Regions from separate parts of the Homo sapiens genome. Here region 2 is linked to region 1. A link is an interaction called in ENCODE POLR2A ChIA-PET data of the cell type or tissue named here. Cell type or tissue: MCF 10A. All regions are shown on one strand. Each heading gives the region's core, and the rest is flanking DNA. Links, peaks and the distances in the headings are about the cores only.

What was found. ChIA-PET counts read pairs that join two places held together with the same protein. Peaks named below come from ENCODE experiments on the same cell type or tissue, not always from the same donor. Only the 100,000 strongest peaks of a DNase experiment are listed, where the experiment ranks them.
Region 2: POLR2A ChIA-PET joins it to region 1 with 5 read pairs; 3 of 35 experiments call an interaction of 5 or more read pairs at or near these places.

The regions. Positions count from the first base shown.
Region 1 is chr10:92,634,001-92,647,256 of GRCh38, forward strand. KIF11 (kinesin family member 11) reads left to right here. Exons shown (of 22, transcript NM_004523.4): 15 at 3,184-3,309; 16 at 3,387-3,545; 17 at 5,794-5,900; 18 at 11,363-11,642. Among named protein-coding and RNA genes, the nearest start is that of KIF11, 47 kb to the left of the region's middle. In MCF 10A, for the core only: no CTCF peak of the experiment used is centred there; a DNase peak (open chromatin) is centred at 6,291.
Region 2 is chr10:92,534,938-92,539,937 of GRCh38, forward strand. IDE (insulin degrading enzyme) reads right to left here. Exons shown (of 25, transcript NM_004969.4): 2 at 2,429-2,613. Among named protein-coding and RNA genes, the nearest start is that of IDE, 37 kb to the right of the region's middle. In MCF 10A, for the core only: no CTCF peak of the experiment used is centred there; no DNase peak of the experiment used is centred there.

The sequences.
Region 1 (13,256 bases), core at 3,518-8,517:
GTTTTGAGATGGAGTCTCGCTCTGTCGTCCAGGAGTGCAGTGGCGTGATCTCGGCTCACTGCAAGCTCTACCTCCCGGGTTCATGCCATTCTCCTGCCTTAGCCTCCCGAGTAGCTGGGACTACAGGCGCCCACCACCACACCCGGCTAATTTTTTGTATTTTTAGTAGAGATGGGGTTTCACCGTGTTAGCCAGGATGGTCTTGATCTCCTGACCTTGTGATCCACCCGCCTCGGCCTCCCAAAGTGCTGGGATTACAGGCATGAGCCACCGTGCCCAGCCAGCCTCTCCTTTTCTTTATTTGTATTTATTTATTTTTTTCAGCCTCTCCTTTTCTCGGCTCACTGCAACCTCTGCCTCCTGGGTTCAAGCAGTTCTCTTGCCTCAGCCTCCCGGGTAGATGGAATTATAGGCATGTGCCACCACGCCTGGCTAATTTTCGTATTTTTTTTTAGTAGAGATGGTGTTTTACCATGTTGGTCAGGCTGGTCTCAAGCTCCTAACCTCAAGCAATCCACCCACCTCGGCCTCCCAAAGCGCTGGGATTACAGGCGTGAGCCACCGTGCCCGGCCGAGAGTACGTTTATATTTTTAAAGACAGATCTCTCCACTGTTTATTCTCTCCCAGAAAGATTATTTTCAAATGTATGGAACTAACTTTTGAAACCTTTTTCACTCATGTCTTGTAACATTAGGAGTAGCAGTTATTAGTGAGGCTTCTAATGACTAAAGGGCAAGTTTAGCACCACATGATATCAAGGGACTTGTTAGTTGGCCCAGAAATTGGCAAGTCACTCTTTCCCCAGGGGTCCTGGACCCAACCAGAAGGGGATATTGGGTAGCTGATTTTAAAACTACAGTAATATATGATAGTAATAATGGTGCAAGAAAAATATCTTAGAATTCTGGGGACACATATCACTTCTTAGGGTTAGATCTGTGTGGCCCCTTCTGGGCCATAACTATAAATCTTTTCTCCAGAGTTCTATGGAAGTCACTCATCTAATTGCACTTAATATTACCTCCTTCATACTTGATTTATATATAGTCTTTATTTTATAATTGTATGGTTGGTCTAGGAAGTTCTTAGCCATATAATTTATTTGTTTTCTTTGTGCAGAGTCTTTGCCTCCCTTTTTCAGCTTAACAATATTTATTAAACATTTTCCAAGTAAATACTACAAATGTTAGCTGACCCTCTGCCTCAATTCAGTGCTTAGATGACATTATTTGATAGGTTTTCTCAATCACCCAAATTTGACAAAATTAAAAGATATCCTGTCAGTACTAACTTTTCAAATATTGATTCATTCATTAAATGGTGGTCTGTATATATATAGGCATACTTCAGAGATATTGCAGGTTTGCTTCCAGACCACTGCAATAAAGTGAATATTACAATAAAGCAAGTCATGAATTTTTTGCTTTCCCGGTGCATATAAAGGTTATGTTGACCAGGCGCAGTGGCTCACACCTGTAATTCCAGCACACGCCTGGTGGGACAATCAGAACACAACGTTTATCAGTTACATTTGCTGTCTTATAGGGGTACAGTTTATGGTACCCCAAGACAATTACAATAGTAACATCAAAGATCATTGATCACAGTGTATAATGAAAAAGTTAGAAATACTGTAGTAGTTACCAACATGTGATGCAGAGACAGAAAGTGAGCACATGATATTTGAAAAAAGTCACTGATAGACGTGCTCAAGGTAGGGTTGCCACAAACCTTCAATTTGTAAAAATTTGGTATCTGTGACACATAGTAAGGTGAAGCACAATAAAATAAGCTATGCCTGAATTGATACATTTCTACTTACCAAGTTACAATTTTTGCTTGAATTAAAAGAAAAGAGGCATGTTGCTCTCACAAAATTAGTTGAAATTGGTATGCTAGCTCTTCTTTCCAAAAGAATGTCAGTAGACCTATAAGTATTTACTAATGTATTTCTGTTATACTTCCTCAGCCCTATCCTACCAAAAGGAGATTAGATCAGGATTTTTTTTCTTTTTATAAATATTTCCAATCTATACTACATTCTTAATTTCCCTATTTCTTGACAAGAACAACATCTTTCACAAGTTCTTCTGATACAATAGGATGTAAGTCATCTCAGATCTTCAAAGTTAAGTACTTCCAGCCCAAGGGCTAATCTTGATGACTACTTGGTCTCAGCCTTTTTGACTGGTAACCTAAACTTGTTTGAAATTTATTTTCTTAAAATATACCTGTAGGTTTTTAAAAATTTATTTTGTTTGGAGTGCTGAAATCTTATTAACTGTCATTTTCCTCTTTTGAATTCTTCTGACTTCTATTTCATTAAACTATTAAATAGTTCTGGCTGGGTGCGGTGGCTCATCTCAGCACTTTGGGAGGCCAAGGTGGGTGGATCACTTGAGGTCAGGAGTTCGAGACCAGCCTGGCCAACATGGTGAAACCCTGTCTTTACTGAAATACAAACATTAGCTAGGCGTGGTAGCAGGTGCCTGTAATCCCAGCTACTTGGGAGGCTGAGGCAGGTGAATCGCTTGAACCCAGGAGGCGGAGGTTGCAGTGAGCCAAGATCACGCCATTGCACTCCAGCCTGGGCCACGAGAGTGAAACTATATCTCAAAAAAAGAAAAAAAGAAATTCTGTGTTTTCACTGGGCTTGAAAAAAGAGAAATTATTATATTTATTGTAATATAATAAATTATTGTATTATTGTATTGATTTATCTATGTAGAGTATAAAAAATGGAGAATGGGGCCGGGCGCGGTGGCTCACGCCTGTAATCTCAGCACTTTGGGAGGCCACGGGGGGCGGATCACCTGAGGTCAGGAGTTCCAGACCAGCCTGGCCAACATGGCGAAACCCCATCTCTACTAAAAATACAAAAATTAGCTGGGTGTGGTGGCTCACACCTATAATCCCAGCTACTCCGGAGGCTGAGGCAGGAGAATCACTTGAACCCAGGAGGCAGAGGTTGCAGTGAGCCAAGATGTTGCCACTGTACTCCAACCTGGGTGACAGAATGAGACTCCGTCTCAAAAAAAAAAAAAAAAAAAAAGAATGGAGAATGGAAATGTAAATTTTAATGTGAATGTTTAGCTACCAAAGTATTTAAGATATCATTTAGAAAGGTTTACAGAAGTGGAAATATTCTTTTTAAAGACCTATTTGTTTATTTCTGAAACCAGAATGTACTCAAGACTGATCTTCTAAGTTCACTGGAAATGATTTTATCCCCAACTGTGGTGTCTATACTGAAAATCAATAGTCAACTAAAGCATATTTTCAAGACTTCATTGACAGTGGCCGATAAGGTAACAAATGCTATGTTCTTAATATCTCAAAATTGATGTGTTGTTTAAGAAGGAAACTCATTTTTGTTTCTTCAAAGATAGAAGATCAAAAAAAGGAACTAGATGGCTTTCTCAGTATACTGTGTAACAATCTACATGAACTACAAGAAAATACCATTTGTTCCTTGGTTGAGTCACAAAAGCAATGTGGAAACCTAACTGAAGACCTGAAGACAATAAAGCAGACCCATTCCCAGGTATGTTGTTTAGCGGACTTGGGGAGTACAGAAAGAGAGTTTTAGGATGATTTGATATGACTTGATAATTAATCTATGTTACACAATCTGAATACTGTAAAAGCTGAAACCTGAAAATACCATAGCCACTGTTGCTTATAACAGTAATTATTGTAGAACAATTGAGAATACTTCTCTTAATATTTGAAGTTTTGCTACATCTAGAACCCCATGCAGAACCACAATATGACAAAACAGTCCTTTTCTCACATCAAGATGAAAGATGAATCTGGAAAAACATACCTTTAGAGAAGAATGGTTATAACATTTAAAGTGAAAATGTATCTACATTAAAACCTGCTAAGTTGTTTCTAGGATGGCATGGATAGTTGTCTTTCATAAACCAAGTCCTACTTTCTCTTATTTCTGTCTCACTGATAGACATTTAAAACATAGTAAATCGATACAACTTTTAATTCTTATTGATTATAAATGTAATTCATGATTTATCTTCCCTGTAAACTGTTCCTCATTATATGAGGCTTTAAACCAAAACCAAGCCTTCAAACCATAATCTGTAAATATCAGATATCTGAAAAACAGCTTCTGGTATTCTTAAGACTTTAATAATGACTGTCTAAAGTTTTATTAAATGAGCTTATTATAATATGACAGAACTCTTATAATAGTTAACATTTATTGAGCAATTCACTGTGTTTATTCCTCCCATCAATATAGATATAAATTCTATTACTAGTCAGATTTTTAATGAGGAAACTGAGACCCTGTGAGCATCTAATAGTATGTAGATCATCTTGCAGAAGGTGGTAGTGATCATACTACCTGAAAAGCATCCATGTTTGAGTGGCTCTTTTGTGTGTTTTTTGGCAACTTAAAACTGCAGCATTTTCTCATACATCTACATAGGGTATTTCCCTTAAACCCGTTGAGAACTTTTTAGGTGTATATTCTAAGGCTGATCCCCTTTTTATAAATTTGCTGTTTTGAAATGCTTAAAATTGTTAGACAGCTCTTTAAAAAAACAATACAAAAAAATCTGATCTGAAAAGTATCTTAGCATGAATGGTTTGGCTTTCCTGGCTTTAAGGAAGCAAGTTCAGTATGTGAGCTATTTCTTAGGTTTTCCAGAACTTGAAATGAGCACTACTAAAATAATTATGTAAAACTTTGAACACATTTACATATAGATAAATATAATACCTGCATTAGCATTCAAATTATTAATCTGATAATACCTTTGAGACTAGTAAAAATACTGACAGACTTTATTCATAATCAGAATGTTAGATATGTATTGTCAACTGATGTGTTATTCAGAGATACTGGCCAACCAGCAGACTGAAGAGTGAATAAGAATGTTGGATGCATTTTCAGCTCTTCTTTGGTCATTAGGATGGCTTCTTCATTTTGCAATGTAGCATGTTATATGCCTATAAGAGCTTGTTTTCAAAGATGTAAAATATGAGCAAAGATAAGACTATTTACATTTTGTTAATATGATCCAACTAGGTTCTGTAACATTTTTTAGCTCCAGTAATTGATAATATTTTTGGATTGCTTGACCCGTTAGTATATCACATTAATTTTCCCTTCTAGCAGTGTTATCAGTTAAAAAGCAACTATATATATCTGTCAAAGTGGGTCTTAAACATAATGTGATATATGGGTTGTTTGATTAGTTTTGAGGTACACTGAAAGTAATTTGTTACTTACAGCTAAAATAGTAAAGTTTGCTAATTATTTACTTTTTAAAAAATCCTGGCTGGATGTGATGGCTCATGTCTGTAATCTCAGCACTTTGAGAGGCTGAGGCAGGGTGATCACTTGAGGCTAGGAGTTCAAGACCAGCCTGGTCAACATAGCGAGATCACGTCTCTACAAAAAAAATTTGTTTAAATTAGCCAGGCATGGTGGCTCATGCCTGTGTAGTCCCAACTACTTGGAGGCTGAGGAAGGAGGATCCCTTGAGCCCAGGAGGTTGAAGCTGCAGTGAGCCTTGATTGTGCCACTGCACTACAGCTTGGACAACAGAGTGAGACCCTGTCTCTAAAAAAAAAAACAAATCCTACATTTTAATATCACTTCCACTGCTTTCCTCTGTAGAAGAAAGGTAAAGTTAACTTTATCTCTTGTCAAGAATTTATATAATTCTCACCTATGGACAATACTTCTTGTTTTGTTATCAGTCATAAAAAATGTTCAAGTGTCATAATTTTAAGTCTCTTCACTTCCCACACCTTTCTTACAGGAACTTTGCAAGTTAATGAATCTTTGGACAGAGAGATTCTGTGCTTTGGAGGAAAAGTGTGAAAATATACAGAAACCACTTAGTAGTGTCCAGGAAAATATACAGCAGTAAGCTATTTTTAAATTCTCTTAAACTTTTCTGTAAGTCTGAAATTATTTAAGAAGAAAAAGCTTTAAATAGTACAAATAATTCCTCTGTGTACTTTCAAATTTCTCTTTTGTTAATATTTTATTATGTATGTGTGTATGTATATATATACATGCATATAAATGTCTTTTCATTGCGTATTTGTGCTCTCTTTTAAGACATTGAAAAACCTGGCTGTTACCCACAATATATTTTCGAATTTCCTCAATCTTAGAAAACACACTAAGTAATTTCACAATTTCTAACCTATATTACTGATGAAAAATATACTAACTAGAGCAGGGTTTGGCAAACTGTGGCTAGCAGGCTGGATGCCTGTTATTGCAAATAATTTCATTGGACACTGTTTACATGTTGTCTTTGGCTGCCTTTGCACTGCAGTGGCAAAGTTGAGTCATTGCATCCAGGTCATTGAACAATAGCCTAAAATATTTGCTATCTGGCTTTTCAAGAAAAAGTTTGCTGATTCCTGTATTAGGGTTTTGTTTTTTGTTTTTGTTTTTGTTTTTGCGACGGAGTCTTGCTCTGTCACCCAGGCTGGAGTGCAGTGGAGTGATCTCAGCTCACTGCAAGCTCCGCCTTCCAGGCTCACGCCATTCTCCTGCCTCAGCCTCCCGAGTAGCTGGGACTACAGATGCCCGCCACCATGCTTGGCTAATTTTTTGTATTTTTAGTAGAGAGGGGTTTCACCATGTTAGCCAGGATGGTCTCGATCTCCTGACCTCGTGATCCGCCCGCCTCGGCCTCCCAAAGTGCTGGGATTGCAGGCGTGAGCCACCACGCCCGGCTCTGTTTTGTTTTTTCAGACAAAAACAAACAGCCTGCTCTGTAGCCCAGGCTGAAGTACAGTGGCGCGAGTGCAGTGGTGTGATCTTGGCTCACTGCAACCTCTGCCTCCTGAGTTCAAGTGATTCTCCTGCCTCAGCCTCCCGAGTAGCTGGGATTACAGGCACATACCACCATGCCTGGCTAATTTTTTGTATTTTTAGTAGAGATGGGGTTTCGCCACGTTGGCCAGGCTGATCTTGAACTCCTGGTCTCAACTGATCCTCCTACCTCGGCCTCCCAAAGTGCTGGGATTGCAGGTGTGAGTCACTGCTCCCAGCCTGTATTAGAGTTTAATGTTGCTTTGTAGCCTCATTGCTTGCCAGTTCCGCATACTTAACATACACTACAGTCAGACCTATGTTTTCTTTTAGGAATTTTATAACTTTATGGTTTAACATTTATATTCATGATCCATTTAAAAATTTTTATAAAACATAGGAGATTTGTCAAGTTTCAGTTTTTTGCCTATTGAGTATTCTATACTCATGAGGAGAAAGATACTATATTTACCCTATTTTTCCCCATTTAATTCTGAAATTAAACTTCCTAAAGTTTCAAGCTTTCTTTGGTGGGAAGTAGTCTTTAAGGGTGGGTCTGCTGGACAGAAATTGTTTTTCTTTGTCTAAGAATGTCTTGATTTCCCCTTCATTCCTGAAAGGTATTTTCACTGGCTGTGGAATTCAGGGTTGACAATTATTTTTTTCCAGCATTTGAAATATTTCCATTTTCTTCTGGCCTCTATGAAATGAGAAATCCACTGCCATTCAAGTAATTGTTCCCTTATAGGCAGTCTCCCTATAGCTGCTTTCAAAACTTTTTTGTCTTTAGAAACTTGATTATATTTTGTCTACTTATATTTCGTTGAGTTTATTCTATTTGGGTTTTGTTTAGCTTCTTGAATCTGTAGGCTTATGCCTTTCACCAAAACTTGGGAAATTTTCATCTATTAATTCTTTGAATATTTTTCAGCCCTATACTCTTTTTCATCTGCCCCTATGACTTTGATGACACAAATGTTAGATCTTTTATTTTGGTCCCTCAGGAGATATGTAGAATATATTTCTTATAGATACATATATTCTCTTTGTTGTTCACATTGGGGAAATTCTATTGATCTGTCTTCATATTCACTGAGTCTCCTTCTGTCATCTCTAACCTACTGTTAAACCCATTCAATGAGGTGTTTTTTCAGTTATTGCTTTTTTATTTTTAGTTTTATAATTTTCATTTGCTTTTTTTATACCTTGTTTCTTAGCTAGGATTTTTTTCTTTTCCAGGAGTATTTTAATTTCTTTTTGGAGCATTTTTTGATGGCTGCTTTAAAATCCTTGCCAGACAATTCCAACATCTGAGTTTTCTTGTTGTTGCCATCTATTGATTGTCTTTTCTCATTCAACTTGTGATTTTTGTGGTTCTTGATATATGATAAGTGATTTCCTATTGTACCTTGAAGATTTTGGGTATTATGTTAGGAGATTCAGGATCCTATTTAAGTATTTTTTAGCTGGCATTCACCCTGTTTAGGCTTAGCATACAGATCCAGGCTCACTTTTATGGGCTGTGGTTCCACTGACAATTTAGTTTTTAGAGCCCTTGCAGTGTTATTCTGATAATGCTTTGTTTGTGTGCTACCCACATGAGAAAAATTTGTATTCTGCTTTTGTTGCATGAAGTGTTCTGTATGTGTCACTTTGATCAAGTTGATTGATAGTGCTATTCAGGTCATCCACGGCCTTACTGAGTTTCTGCCTATTTGTTCTATCAGTGACTTAGAGAGGAGTATTGAAATCTCTAATTGTAGATTTATCTATTTTTTTTATTAGTTCTATCAGTTTTTGCCTCGTGTATCTGAAACTCTGTTGTTGGGTGCATATACATTTAGGATTATTATATCTCCTTGGAGAATTGACCTCTTTATCATTATGTAATATCCACTTTTATTTCTGATAAGCTCTTGTTCTGAAGTCTGTTTTGTCTGAAATGAATACAGGTTTTCTAGCTTTCCTTTGATTGCTATTTGTATGATGTATCCTTCTCCATCTCTTTACTTTTGGTCTAAGTCTTTATATTTAAAGTGGGTTTCTTATAGACAGCATGTAGTTGGGTCTTGCTTTTTCATCAAATTTATAATCTATGATGTTTTATTTTTATTTATTTATTTGAGACAGAGTCTTGCTCTGTGGCCCAGGCCGGAGTACAGTGGTGCAATCTTGGCTCACTGCAACCTCTGCCTCCCGGGTTCAAGTGATTCTCCTGCCTCAGCCTCCTGAGTAGCTGGGGCTACAGGCACACACCACCATGCCCAGCTAATTTTTAAATTTTTACTAGAGATGGGGTTTCACCATGTTGGCCAGGCTGGTTTCGAACTCCTGACCTCAAGTGATTTACCTGCCCTGGCCTCCCAAAGTGCTGGGATTATAGGTGTGAGGCACTGCACCCAGCTGCCTTTCCTCATTTAAATTGAGCACTTTTTATGTTTTTATCTCTTCCATTGACTTATTTATACTTTTTAAATATTCCCTTTTTAGTAGTATGTCTAGGATTTAAAGTATACATTTTAAGATAATTTGAATTTGTATACATTTTAAGATAATTTGAATCCATTATCAAATAATTTGCTGTTTCATGTGTAGTGAAAGGACATTATAATAGTATATTCCTGTTTCCTCTTTCCCGTTTGTCATTATTTTCATATGTTTTACTTAGGTGTTTATATGTGCAATAAACACCTAATACATTGTTACTTGAATTGCTTTATCTATTTTCTTTTTTAATGTATCTACTAGATTTTTTTTTTTTTTTTTTTGAGAGGGAGTCTTGGTCTGTCACCCAGGCTGGAGTGCAGTGGTGCAATCTTGGCTCACTGCAACCTCTGCCTCCCAGGTTCAAGCAATTCTCCTGCCTCAGCCTCCCAAGTAGCTGGGATTACAGGCACCTACCACCATGCCCGGCTAATTTTTGTATTTTTAGTAGAGACGGGGGTTTCACCATATTGGCCAGGCTAGTCTCAAACTCCTGACCTTGTGATTGCCCGCCTCAGAAATTTTTAATTGCATATGTGGCTTCTATTATACTTCTGTTGAACAGTGCTGTTCTGGAACTCTAGCTATCATTTATATATCCCTACCTAACTTCTGTCATTTGTTTTTCAACCCTGTTTTTGATCCTGTTAAGTATAGCATGTTCCATTGTGAACTCTTCCTATATGCTGAATCAAAAAAGTATGTCCTACTTTTTATTCCTAGTATCTAGACTGATGGATTTCTAGGCCATTCCATAGCCGTGGAGGAAATACTAGAGTAGGATTGAAGTAGGAAGGGAAGTATGATATACTTTCTTAAGGCCCATGCAAATCATTTTTCCTGCTTTCCTGACATTTATTGTCTACACCAGAGTTTCCCAGTATGGTCTAGGGACTTTGTATTCATCACCCAGGAATCTAGGTGATGTTTATGTACACACTGCACATAACTGCGTTTGGCATTTATTGTCATGGCTTATAGTACTTTTAACTCAATCTCGTCTTCCCATTAAGTTGTGAGATTTTGTTTTGTTTTTTTTATTTGAGACAGAGTCTTGCTCTGTCGCCCAGGCTGGAGTACAATGACACAATCTCAGCTCACTGCAACCTCTGCCTCCTAGGGTCAACCAATTCTCCTGCCTCACTCTCTCCCAAGTAGCTGAGATTACAGGCACCCACCACCACGCCCGGCTAATTTATTGTATTTTTAATAGAGACAGGGCTTCACCATATTGGCCGGACTGGTCTCTAACTCCTGACCTCAGGTGATCCACCTGCCTCGGCCTCCCAAAGTGCTGGGATTAGAGGTGTGAGCCACTATGCCTTGCCCTTTTTTCAGTCATTGTGACTTTCACGTGTAGGTTTGGTTTTTAACATCTTTGCTGACTCACTTGGTTTACCCACGTGGTGTACCATCTAGTGGTAATAGAGAGTCACTTCATTCCACAAGGTTTAAATCTTGTAAGATAACTTGGAATGCTATTATAGGGCAACTTACCGAGATGGAAATTATCAATGAATTTTAAATGTATGTCTAACCAACATTAATATTATATCAAGTTTATGTTACATTGTTCTATATGTATAATTTGTCACACCCCAATATAATTTTAATTATTAGAAAGCTTTATAGCTAATTTAAACATAACATTTGTAATGTTCATGATTTGTTTTACATACTAGGCAAGGGAAACTGCTTAATAACAGAATAAATGACTGATTGTCCAATTTAGGGACTAGACAAGAGGCTGTAGTAGATGCCCTGAAGTAACATTGCCTAGTAAGAGGAATAAAACAAGTAGACAGATTTTGAAAGCATCATAACTGGAGGAGGGTTGTGAAAGGTTTCATGAGCAAAGATGATCCTTTCAAAGGTCATTTAATGGCAATGCTGTGAAAAGACAGTGGCCAAGGCATCCATTCTCAATGCAGAAGATTTACTAAGATCACGGGCCCTGGAGCCAGACTGTCCACGTTCAGATCTGCCACTTAAGAGCTGAGTGATCTTGGGAAGTTATATATCCTTTGAGTCTTAATTCCCCATTTCAACAGTGTCATTCTCTTTTCCTATAGGAAATCTAAGGATATAGTCAACAAAATGACTTTTCACAGTCAAAAATTTTGTGCTGATTCTGATGGCTTCTCACAGGAACTCAGAAATTTTAACCAAGAAGGTACAAAATTGGTTGAAGAATCTGTGAAACACTCTGATAAACTCAATGGCAACCTGGAAAAAATATCTCAAGAGACTGAACAGAGATGTGAATCTCTGAACACAAGAACAGTTTATTTTTCTGAACAGTGGGTATCTTCCTTAAATGAAAGGGAACAGGAACTTCACAACTTATTGGAGGTAATAACTTTGTAAGTGGAACTTACTTTGGGGAGAATAATAATCAGAAAGTTAAATATTCTTGGCTAAGAATAGATTTCAAAACAAATGATATTTTAAGCTATAATGACTTAAACTTTTAAGTATAATATTTGGTATGCTTACAGATGATCTCGTTTTGTGCTTTGTTATATGTCTTCTCAATCTTGGAATTAATTTAACATTTGTACAGTTTCTTTCCTGTATTTATCCTTGGTTTCTGACTTAGTAGTTTCTTCAAAGAAGGGCACCCTGTCTTTTGATATGTAATACCTTCCACTTATATATGCTTTTTTTTTTTTTTTTTTTGAGATGGAGTCTCACTCTGTTGCCCAGGCTGGAGTGCAATGGCACGATCTCAGCTCACTGCAACCTCCGCCTCCCAAGTTCAAGCGATTCTCCTGCCTCAGCCTCTCGAGTAGTTGGGATTATAGGCACCTGCCACCACACCCGGCTAATTTTTTTGTATTTTTAGTAGAGATGGGGTTTCACTATATTGGCCAGGCTGGTGTCAAACTCCTGACCTCATGATCCACCCGCCTCGGCCTCCCAAAGTGCTGGGATTACAGGCATGAGCCACTGCGCCCGGCCTATCTTTGCTTTTTACTTTTCTCCAAGTACATTCAAACCTATTATTATTTTAAGTATTTAGGTTATTGTTCTGGTAACTAAAGGATACTTGATAGGTTTATGGATTTGCTTGAACTTAACGCTTGCATGAGCCCTTTGTAACTTGGTTTTTTCTTTCTTTGCATTAATAGGATTTTACTAACATTCTCAGGAAGTAGGTACAAAGAATTAAAATTTTTAATCTATATAAGCTGTTTTCACTAAAAGGAACTAGAGTTTGTATACAAATAGCTAATTTCAGATTTGTGATAGGAAATGTATAATATATGAGCCTAGAGATCTTGTCATACCAGAGAGTAAGGAAGCTGTTAAAGATTTCTGAGGTTGTCAAAAGGTCTTAGTAGCCAACCTCCCCATCTTCAAAGGTGGCATAATTTGAGCATCAAAAAGAATAATGGCCATAATGGATTAAAACATATCAAATATATTAAAACTTACGAACTCATAAAAATTTCATAGGTCTCCTTTGGATCATGCTAGGGAAGCAACACATTGTCCTGAAAATGGGTAAAGAAGAAGAAAAAATTTAGCATCCATCTGTCTTTCCTAAAAGAACCATATCTTGGTTTAGCAGGGTAATGAAGAAAAGTGTTTCATTAGACTCTAAGCTAATAAAATGGAGAAGAAATGATAGAATTAATATATCACCAGTATGCAACTCTTAATAAAATAACCCCTGTGGATGTTAATGATGGCTTAAACCATTTGATCAAAAGCTGTTGGGGAACTTTATAATTAATAGGCTAACCATACCTGAACTCACTGATAAATCTTAACATGAGAGACACAGCAAAGCATTTTGTGCTTGCAGTACTACCTATGAAATACTCTTGCTAAAAAATTAAACCTGAATTAAATCAAGCCTTTAGGTCTAACCAGTTTGTAGAAAATAAAGCATAGAAATGCAGTTGACCAAATCCAGAATTTGAGATGTTCAATGGGGTAAAGACCTCATGTCTTCAGCAA
Region 2 (5,000 bases), core at 1-5,000, 100 kb before region 1:
TAAATCAGTAGTCAGAAGACTGGTTTCTAGTGCCTGCTCTTGACGCTAATTAGTTGGTAACCTCAGGCAGGTTACTTAGTGTCTCTGAACATTAGTTTCCCCACATGCCGGAGAGGAAGAAAGAGCTGGATTCACAGTTTTAAGAGGTAAAATTTTCTTTTTATTTATTTATTTATTTATTTTTGAGACGGAGTCTTGCTCTGTCGCCCAGGCTGGAGTGCAGTGGCGAGATCTTGGCTCACTGCAAGCTCCGCCTCCTGGGTTCACGCCATTCTCCTGCCTCAGCCTCCTGAGTAGCTGGGACTACAGGCGCCCACCACCGCGCCCAGCTAATTCTTTGTATTTTTATTAGAGGCGGGGTTTCACCGTGTTAGCCAGGATGGTCTCGATCTCCTGACCTCGTGATCCGCCAGCCTCGGCCTCCCAAAGTGCTGGGATTATAGGCTTGAGCCACCACACCCAGCAAGAGCTAGAATTTTCTTGTCATGATTTCATTGCAGGAGACTATACAGCACAGTGTTAACAGCATGCGTTTGGGGGTTACCACTCTACTGGCTGTGAAACGGTAAGCACAATACTGTACCTATCTTGACTCAATCGCTTCAATATATACCCATCTTACAGGGCTGTGTGAGTACAAATTAGATGACATATGCAAATCACCCTGGTAGTCTAAGGCATTATGGTAGGCAGTAGTTATTTGTTCAATATTACCTTATTTCTTCAGTTCTAAAATGACACTGAGTTAAAAGTTTTTCAAAGAGGACAAAAAGAAACACTGTCCCACTAACTGTACACATACATAAAAAGCAACTCGGCCAGGCACAGTGGCCCACACCCGTAATCCCAGCACTTTGGGAGGACGAGGTGGGTAGATCATCTGAGGTCGGGAGTTTGAGATCAGCCTGGCCTACATGGCAAAACCTCGTCTCTAATAAAAATACAAAAATTAGCTGGGCGTGGTGGCGGGCGCCTATAATCCCAGCTACTAGGGAGGCTGAGGTAGGAAAATTGCTTGAACCTTGAAGGTGGGGGCTGCAGTGAGCGGAGATTGCGCCACTGCACTCCAGCCTCGGCAACAGAGTGAGACTCTGTCTCAGAGAAAAAAAAAAAAAGAAGCAACCTGATTAAAGCAACATTAAATGTGTAAGAAATGTGCCCATGGCAGGGCATGGTGGCTCTCGCCTATAATCCCAACACTTTGGGAGGCTGAGGCGGGTGGATCACCTGAGGTCAGGAGTTCGAGACCAGCCTGGCCAACGTGGTGAAACCTCATCTCTACTAAAAATACCCAAATTAACTGGGCATGATGGTGGACGCCTGTAATCCCAGCTACTCAGGAGGGTGAGGCAGGAAGATTGCTTGAACCTGGGAGGTGGAGGCTGCAGTCAGCCGAGATCACACCACTGCACTCCAGCCCGGACGACAACAGTGAAACTCCGTCTCAAAAAAAAAAAAAAAAAAGAAATGTGCACACAAGGCTGGGAGCAGTGGCTCACGCCTGTAATCCCTGCACTTTGGGAGGCCGAGGCGGGCAGATCACCTGAGGTCAGGAGTTCAAGACCAGCCTGACCAACATGGAGAAACCCCATCTCTACTAAAAATACAGAATTAGGCGGGCGTGGTGGCACGCGCCTGTAATCCCAGCTACTTGGGAGGCTGAGGTAGGAGAATTGCTTGAACCCGGGAGGTGGAGGTTGCAGTGAGCCGAGATCACACCATTGCACTCCAGCCTGGGCAACAAGAGCAAAACTCCCACTCAGAAAAAAAAAAAAAGAAAAAAGAAATGTGCACACAAGAACCTATGAAATATGGTATTAGGCCAGGCACGGTGGCTCACGCCTGTAATCCCAGCACTTTGGGAGGCCAAGGCAGGCAGATCACAAGGTCAAGAGATCGAGACCATCCTGGCCAACATGGTGAAACCCCATCTCTAATAAAAATACAAAAATTAGCTGGGCATGGAGGCCCATGCCTGTAGTCCCAGCTACTCAGGAGGCTGAGGCAGGTGAATTGCTTGAACCCAGGAGGCAGAGGTTGCAGTGAGCCGAGATTGCGCCACTGCACTCCAGCCTGGCGACAGAGTAAACTCTGTCTCAAAAAAAAAAAAAGAAAAAGAAAAAGGAATGTTATATTAAATGTACCACGGTAAAAAAAAAAATCATAACTGTTACTGTAAAGAATGGCAATGAATTTTTGCTGCTAGGTCACCTTAGGTGGGAACCTAACAAGATGTCCTTAGAAAATGTAAGATTATTTGACTGAAACAACTGCAGTTTACCAATAGCTTTACGAGGGTTCTGGTATAAAATAAGGTACATGGAACCGGTAACTATTGAGTATTTAAACACGTATGGAAAGTTCTAATAAATGTCAGCATTAGGTCAATGAAACAAAACAAAGCTTAATTCACAATTTTCAATTGTACCTATGTGCACATCAAGTGCTGCTGATGACTTATCCGTGGTGGGATCACTGATAAGAAGTACTTTGATACCATTGGCCAGCTCTAGCCCTCGATATTCTCGCTTGTCTTCAGGAGACTTGGTAATGTGATTTCCTATTCTCTTGATGGCTGGATTATTCATTTTGCTGTAAGTCTTTTTTTGGAAACTGAAAAGAAAGAGATTTTTAATTGTTGATTTGTGACTTTATATTTAAGGACAAACAATAACGTCAAGTAAACCCATATAATACATCATCAGATTTTTCTAAATGCTGAAGGAAACCTTTTATAGCCACTCTACAGGGTGCAGTCATTCCTTTCCTCCCTCTTACCCCTCATTCTTTCTGAGAAATGCTAACAAAATTGTTTTCATGGAGCCATATTTGTATCTGAAAGAGCACATGGATAGGGATTTGAGATAGGGTGGGTTAGACCATGTGTTGGCCTGTATGCAGAACTAGAATAGAGTTTTTTTTGCTGGTTTTGTTTTTGTTTTTTTGAGACAGGGTCTCAGTTTGTCACCGAGGCTTGTATGCAGTAGCGTGATTTTGGCTCACTGCAGGCCTCAACCTCCTGGGCTCAAGTGGACCTCATCCTCCTGTCTCAGTCCCCCCAAGCAGCTGGGACCACAGGCACTCAACACCACACCCAGTTAATTTTTTGCATTTTTTGTAGAGATGGGATTTCAACTTGTTACCCATGCTGGTCTTGAACTCCTGAGCTCAAGCCGTCTGTCCACCTCAGCCTCCCAATGTGCTAGGATTACAAGTGTGAGCCACTACGCCCCGACCTAGAATAGAGTTTTATTTCACACTATTTCAGAGGTATCTGCTAGAATAAGTGAGGTGAGATGTTGTGTAAGAATTATTACTGGGTTAGCCCAAACACTGCTCAAACTGATGATATTGAAAGATAGGGTAGATCTGGAACTCGCAGGTCTGACATACACATGCTCAGAACATAGGGAACAACTCCCATAGGGAACAACCCCCAATGAGGAACAATCCTGTAAAGTTCTAATATAAAATAAGAGACCGGTGCTGTCCTATGACGGCAGCAATAACAAGGACATAAAACAAACAAACAAAAAGTTGGAAGGACCCCAAGTATTTTTGTAACCTGCTGAAGAGCTGAATGCCAGAGCAGGAAAAGTCTGGCAATCTTAACAGAAATGTCAGAAAAATTCTCTTGCAAAGGGCTTCCTCTGACAGTCTTCTTTCTTCTCTACAAAGGCTAGATTACAGTGATGGGAAAGGACTATCAGTACACAGAATCATGTAGGGATGTTGGTTGCAATTAGTGCAGTGAAGGGACTTTCCAGAGTCTGGGGTACGCATGTTTTTTGAGAGTAGGGTAGATGTAACTTTTGTCTATACTGGAGATTGCTTAATAGACAAAAAAAAAAAAAAACTGAAACTGCTACTACTGGCAGGTTAATATACTGCCAGTATATAATTAAGTAAAGCCAAAAACATATCTGGAACTACAGAGGAAAAATAACCCTCTATGAGCACATCTGCTTCTTACCTACAAGACAAAACTAAACAGATCTGACTGTTCCTTAAAGACTGACAGCTAGATTTAAACGTAAGTAAGAGGGGGAAGAAATAGGCATACAATTATTTTAGATAAGTTTTTTCTGTGTTAAAATCTCTAGAGATTGAGAGAGGAAAAAAAATCTAGTTTGCTTTCACCATTATATTTTCCTCTCTGAAATCACCTATAACTATTCTTCCAATCTGCATAACAATTGATAAATCAAAGGGGTTTGTTGCTACTAAGACTGTCCCCTAGATCCCCTAGATCTTTTTTTTTTTTCTCTCGCCCTCTCTTACAGTGCTGATAGATCTTCTTTAGAGGAGAGGAGATACGGAATTTTAAAGATCAACATATCACACTAAATGTATAATACTGGTTTTAAAAATCACATAGTACTTTACAACAGATAGTGCTAATGGTCTCCTATTTATAGTAAAAATCATTTCTTGAAAAACAAAGCATAAAATATAATACTAACATATTGGGGCTATGTTAGTAGGTCACTGTTGGAAAATTCAAAAGCAACTTGAAACTGAAAAGCCATTATTAACAATTATTTTCAGCCAGGCACGGTGGCTCGCGCCTGTAATCTCAGCACTTTGGGAGGCTGAGACGGGCGGATCACAAGGTCAGGAGATCAAGATCATCCTGGCCAACATGGTGAAACCCTGTCTCTACTAAAAATACAAAAATTAGATGGGTGTGGTGGCGTGCACCTGTAGTCCCAGCTACCTGGGAGGCTGAGGCAAGAGAATCGCTTCAACCCGGGAGGCAAAGGTTGCAGTGAGCTGAGGTCAAGCCACTGCACTCCAGCCTGGCGACAGAGTGAGATCCTGTCTCAAAGAAAAAAAAAAATTATTTTCTTTCTCATTAGCCATAAGCCACTAAAATTCAATGGCAAAGAACGATGAAAATATCTGAGTGCCAAGTCTAAAAAATGGTGTTTGCGGTAAAATAGTAATAATTCTCAGGGTGACAGGAAATGGTCTATTTTAGACTCTAAAGAGGGGTACAA